Regions from separate parts of the Homo sapiens genome. Here region 1 is linked to region 2. Evidence: chromatin loops called from intact Hi-C (ENCODE). Cell type or tissue: gastrocnemius medialis. All regions are shown on one strand. Links, peaks and the distances in the headings refer to the core of each region. The heading gives the core; the rest is flanking DNA. Region 1 has its middle 3.1 kb from the start of GOPC. Region 2 holds the start of VGLL2 (vestigial like family member 2).

The links. Hi-C counts contacts between places; a loop is a spot of excess contacts. Peaks named below come from ENCODE experiments on the same cell type or tissue, not always from the same donor. Only the 100,000 strongest peaks of a DNase experiment are listed, where the experiment ranks them.
Region 1: it touches region 2 in a loop (3-fold over the local background); 2 of 110 quality-filtered maps call a loop at or near these places.

Annotation. Positions count from the first base shown.
Region 1 is chr6:117,604,131-117,607,044 of GRCh38, reverse strand. It overlaps the pseudogene NEPNP. Among named protein-coding and RNA genes, the nearest start is that of GOPC, 3.1 kb to the right of the region's middle. In gastrocnemius medialis, for the core only: a CTCF peak has its summit at 1,639 (motif pointing right); no DNase peak of the experiment used is centred there.
Region 2 is chr6:117,264,318-117,267,231 of GRCh38, reverse strand. It overlaps VGLL2 (vestigial like family member 2), which reads right to left and starts at 1,674. Exons shown (of 4, transcript NM_182645.3): 1 at 1,388-1,674. The coding sequence starts at 1,468. It overlaps LOC105377964 (a long non-coding RNA gene), which reads left to right and starts at 2,158. Exons shown (of 2, transcript XR_942911.3): 1 at 2,158-2,657. In gastrocnemius medialis, for the core only: a CTCF peak has its summit at 1,678; DNase peaks (open chromatin) are centred at 1,651 and 2,419; H3K4me3 peaks cover 2,500 bases; H3K27ac peaks cover 2,377 bases.

The DNA of each region.
Region 1 (2,914 bases), core at 206-2,705, 340 kb before region 2:
GTGGGAAGTGGTAGATGAAGAATGTACATCGGGGAAAAGGGGAAAAGCAGTTATAGTCTGTCTTTGATAGTGTAAAATTTATTATGTTTTGGTTTTAGGTTGAATATACTATACAAAACATAGTATCTAGTAAATTTTAACAATGGAATAAGCAAAAGAATCCTTGAAGCCTAAATTATAATGGATTTATTAGTCAAATAAGCCAGATCATTGTAAAATAAAACTTTAGGTTTGGAAAAGAAAGACTAATATGTAATTTATAGATATCCTAATCTCTGAGGCAATATAAAAATATATTAATATTTAGCTATGCTCTCTAGCATGTATCACAAGTATGTCTTGAAAAGTGAAGTGACTGTTAGTTTCCTAGGTAGAATGATCGAATACCTTAATTATTGAAGTTATCACACAAATAGTTATAGCATTCCTACCACATTCTAGGTCCTGTGTTAGGACCTGGGATACAAAGATAAGTAAGATACAGTTATTGTTGCCAAGGAACTCACAGTCTAACAAGCTCCAAAATAATATGATAAATGCGGTAAAAGATATTTACAGGAAACTAATTGGGGATGGAGCCCATAGCATCATATGAGGAGAAAGAAGGAAGGCTTCCTGGAAGAGGAGGTGTCTGAGCTAATTCTAAATCACTGTACCAAAATTCTCAAGTTTTAAAAACAAGAGAGCAAACAGTTGTCCTGTTTTTTGTTTGTTTTTGAGACATGATCTCATTATGTTGCCCAGGAGGGTCTCAAACTCCTAGATTCAAGAAATCCTCCCACCTCAGCCTCTCAAGTAGTTGTGACTACAGGTGCACACCGCCACACCCAGATCCCTTTGTTTATATAAGGGAAATAATCAGGAGAATAAGGCTAATAAATCCCTTTGGATTCCTAAACTTACTTCTTTAGCATATGTATCTGAAATTTTCAAAACTGTTGGTAATATGAATAATAAATTCAATAAATATAAATAATATGTATGAATACAACACTCCAAACCTTTCCTACATTGATTAAATAAAATGCTAGTGGATTTTTACTTTCTTCATTCACCATACATACAACTTGTTATAGCCACTAACAGCATATACTTAACCCCTTCTCTTGGTAGGGTTACTGGAAACTAAATGAAACACGTGAAGTTAGGTACAGGGCCTGGAACACAGTAGAGTTCAATAAGTGATAATCTCCCTCTCCAGTCCAAGGTGGGTCTTATACACCCTTTTATTACAGTGCCCTTGCAATCAATGATGCTCCATAAATATTTAAACTATACACTGACCCCGCAGTTAATTACCAGTACCTATCAAAGAAACCCTTAGCATCATCTCTCTTTCCCCAATTTCCTCAGTCTCCAACCAATTTATTTTTAGTAATGCCTTGTGACAAAACTCTGTAGGGATAAGTTCCTAAAACAAGAGTGTCACATTTAAGTTATATTTTTTAAAAATCACATAAGCATGATTCATAAAACAGTTATTGGAAGCTTCTGCCAATCCAACTGCAAATAGAAGTATCAAGACTTTAATATCTGTGGAAAAACAAATCGCTCAAGTATTGACATTACATGCAATCTCCAATTCCAGAGTAGGTAAGGATAAGGCAGTAAGTGTAGATAGAGTACACCGACAACAGATGGCAGCACTTGAACATCAAGCCCCGATGATAAGCCCTCCTTTTCACATCCATGTTCTGCTGTGACTTGCAGATTTGCATAACCTCAATCCAGGTGGGCAAAAGATTATGTCTACATACTACAGTAATGAGAAGGGACAACATGACATGAAACTCGTCTGAGACACAGATGAGTCTATGACTTGTTGAAGTTGTAAAGGTAATAGATACGAAGCTGGGTTCTGCAATCTCGAAAATGGGGGTACCCACAAACCATTAGAGCACTGGAAACATATAAACACTTAAAATGTCACTCAGCTGCACCCACACAATGTAGCTGGAAGTTGATTTTTTAAAGAAATGAAATTTATACTCAAGTGTGGTTCATATAAATTAGAGTTACAAGTAATAGAAAATGAGTTATTACAATTTTTGGTAATGGTTCTTATATGTTAATAGATTTGTATATGGTTTCTAACTAGGAAGAAATTAAAAAGAACTTTTGGAACTTACTTGCTAGTTTATTATACTGCTAACTTTTACAAGAAGAAATAGATTCCTTCATTCTTCTGTATTACATGGTTAACAGCAACAACTTAGGAGAAAAAGACACCTAGATTGATATACTACCTCAATCTCTTTCTAGTTTTGTGACCTTACCAAGACACTTAAGCTGTCTGTGACTTTAGCTGTTAAAAAGTGATTACTGGGTGTGGTGGCTCACACCTGTAATCCCAGCACTTTTGGAGGCCTAAGCAGGAGGATTGTTTGAGTCCAGGAGTTCCAGACCAGCCTGGTCAACAAAGTGAGGCTGCAGTGAGCTGTGATCGTGCCACTGCACTGCAGCATGGGCGACAGAGCAAGATCCTGTCTCAACAACAACAATAAAAGACGTGATCATACCTACCTCATAGGATTTTGTAAGGATCAAAGAATTAAAGAAAATAGCATAATGCCTAACACATAGTAAGGACTCAATAATTGAAAGCTATTATAATTGTGGTTCGATGTATTCTCCCCCTGCCCTGCTAATTTTAAATTATTTACTTCGCGTTCCTGAAAATGCATTGCTAACTGTATTATGTGTAGATAAAGTGGCTGGGAGCTTGATAGCTGTAGCAATGTTTTTGCAAATATTGTAGATGAAAATAAAGCTAATTTTGGAAGGGAATGGGGAAAGATGTAAATTTTAGTTTTACATTATTTATTGTGTACTAAAACCTGTATGAAGGTCCCTACTTAAGTCTAAGGTCAGGATCTCATGATCCATTTTGATTAGCTAAGTTTGCTCAAGCCAA
Region 2 (2,914 bases), core at 241-2,740:
TTGAAGAGGCGGCCCGAGTCATACAAAAATGAACAGAGATCTTCATGCAATAGATTGGTTCGGGGTCTGGGAGAAGAAAGGGCCAGTCAGAAAACCAATCCACCTCTCTCCTCTTTGCTTGCCATAGTCCCACCCTGGGAAGAAGTACATTTCAGAAGCTGGAGCCAAAAGGTTTGAAATAATTGGGGACAAAACGATGTAAGATTTAGCAATATCACCACTTCCTAAATGCCACCTTCCCTACAAGAGGAACTCTGGTGATTCTTAAAATTAACACTGAGGCAAAACAAACTGCAAGTTGTGAAGTTTAAAAGAGAAGAGGAGGTAAGAAAACAAAAAGTGAACCCTATCCGGTCCATCATTAATTTATCGGGAAATTTTCGAATAGACATTTTAAATTTGCAGGCAAAATTAGCAAAAGCATCCACTGGGGCATTGGGGTGTATTTCAATTTCCCCAAAGCAGGTGACCAAGCTCTCACTTTCCAACCTGGAGGGGACCCCTACAGCCTCCCAGGTGTATGATTTCATTCTTTTCCTGCACTACTGTCCTCAGTTTCTGCTACCTCAGCTGAGGAAATGGAAGGAAAATGGTTCAAACAGACGCAGCCTGAAGACAAGAGAAACTGGCAGAATTAAATGGAACTTGAAGAGTTTGCAGAACCCGGGTTGAGTGGTCTTCTTAAAGTGTTTGTTGGAAGCAGGGCTTCCCCATTCACCTACTCAGGCTGGAGAAAGGCAAAGTATTGTCTATCAGGCTCGCCTCTGCCGGGTCATTCGCACTCCGGATAATGCTCCCAGAACTTCGCAAAGGAAAAAATTATAAAACTGCGCGGTGCTCTTTGAAATGAATTCTCTGGATCTGGAATTAATTGCCCTGGTCGCCAGAGAATTGAAACGGAAGAAATTATTCCTGAGATAAACTTGCAGGGATGAGAACACCGGCCCTTGCATCTCAGAAAGAGGCTGGCTGGCCTTCGCTTTTGGTTTTGTTGTTACTCTCACCATTGGGACCAAAGTTTGGTTTTTCCTGCGTCAGCTTTGCCTGCATTTCCTGGTACCTGCACCTGGCTTGGAAGAATCTGGAGTCCGACAGACCCTAAGAAGAAAATCCAGCCCGTGCCATCTTCCTCTGATTATTCCAGGGAAGACCTAGGCTCACATTAGCAGGGCTTAGCTGCTTCCCGAGAGCAAACAGGCGAGCTAAAGGGGTTAGCTAATTGCACTACCAACTGGGGGCGGCTCCGGCAATCCCCGCATCCCGGCTGCGCCGGTCGTGGTCGGACGCCCGAGACGCGCGGAGGCACAGCAGACCTTGGCGTACAGGCCATGCCGCCGCAAACGGGGGGCGCGCACTCCTTCCCAAAGTCCCCAGAGGAGACACGTACCTGGTGGTAGGGGGTGTAGGCGGCTGCGAAGTAGGGCTGCGGAGGACCATAGACTTGGTACATAACATCCAGACAGCTCATGACTCTCCGCAGCGGAGACGGTTAAGTGTTTTTTCATTAACTCTCCTTCCCCGGAGCTCAGGGGTGCTGCATGGGCGGCGCTTGGACCCGCGCTCTGGAGTCATCAGGCGGAGCAAAGCCAGCGCGCTCCGCGGCTCGGAATCCAGCTGGCTCGCTACCCTCCCACTCCTGCGATTTTACTCCCGACCGCGCTCCAGGGCAGAAGCGCCTGAGCTCCCGCTAGTGGGCATTTAAAGCCCATGCCCGGCGGGCGTGCTGACGCCACTCGGGGGCTGCGGAGCGGGAGGGGGCGGTGGGGGGCGGGGACCGGGGGGCCAATGGGGAGCGAGGGACGCTTGTTGGAGGGGCAGCGAGTGTGTTTCCCGGGGCCCACCTCTGACAAGCATGCGGCCAAGGGTGCCGGAGACTATGCGGTTCCCAGCGGATCCGAGGCTTCGCACCGCGAGTAGGAATCTCCCAGGACAAAATAGGAGAGAGAGAGAAAGAGAGAGAGAGAAGGAGGCGGGGACGAAGGGATCCGGGCTCATACACGCAGAGAAAGAAAGTTGGAGAAAGGTCTCTTAGGAAAGCCCTTGTCTCATACTGTAGTTGAGTGGGTGCTTCCAGAAGTGCCGAGGTGGGGCAAATTCTCTGCTTTCGGTTCCTGATGATGTATGGGGAGGACGGTGCTGTCCCTTGGAATCCCCTAGGGAGTCCGGGTCGTGGCAGACAGGATGTGGGAGTCCGGGTACCCCTCCAGGGCGCAGAAGAGCTACCTCTGCGGGGAAATGGCAGTGGCTGAAACCTGTAACCGCTGTCCTCTAATCCACTTCCTTTCGCTCCCTCTAACCTGGTCCTCCCGCCGCCTGTCCCACACCCCAATTCTGCTCTCTTGGGCCGTGCCCTTCTGCCCCTCTAAAGTTCGATCCTGCTCCTTTCTCTTTGATGTTCTCCACCGGAACCCGTTAGCTTCGCATAGATCGCGCCCGCTTCCGGCTGCTCCCGGTGTGAGCTGCTTTCGAGGAGTCCAGGAGGCTTTACCCGGCCTCGGATGTCTGGCTTTTCATGCTGGGGTCTCCTTGGCCGGGGTCCTTTAAAGTTTTGGCAACTTTGGGGACAAGGACTCGTTGGCGCTAAGAAGAAGCATACTAGGACCCGTACACAGAGAGGTCTTTTGCTGCCTATTCAGCCGGTAATACCAGCTGCGATGGTATGTTTCATTTTGGAGAGCTGGAAGTATATGCACTCCAACTATAAAACCTTCACCCCTTTCTCTCTCCGGCCCTCCCTGAGAGGTCTGCTGGCTTCGCCCTCCTTCCTGCGACCCTACCCATCCTTCTCAAGCCTACCCCCCACCAAGCCCTCTGGAAAGGGGGTGTAACAGTGGAGTCTTCAGTTCTATAAGTTTAGGAATGCATTGAGACAAGGCTATCTCCATGGCTGGGTCAGGTGGCGGAAGGGGCATTA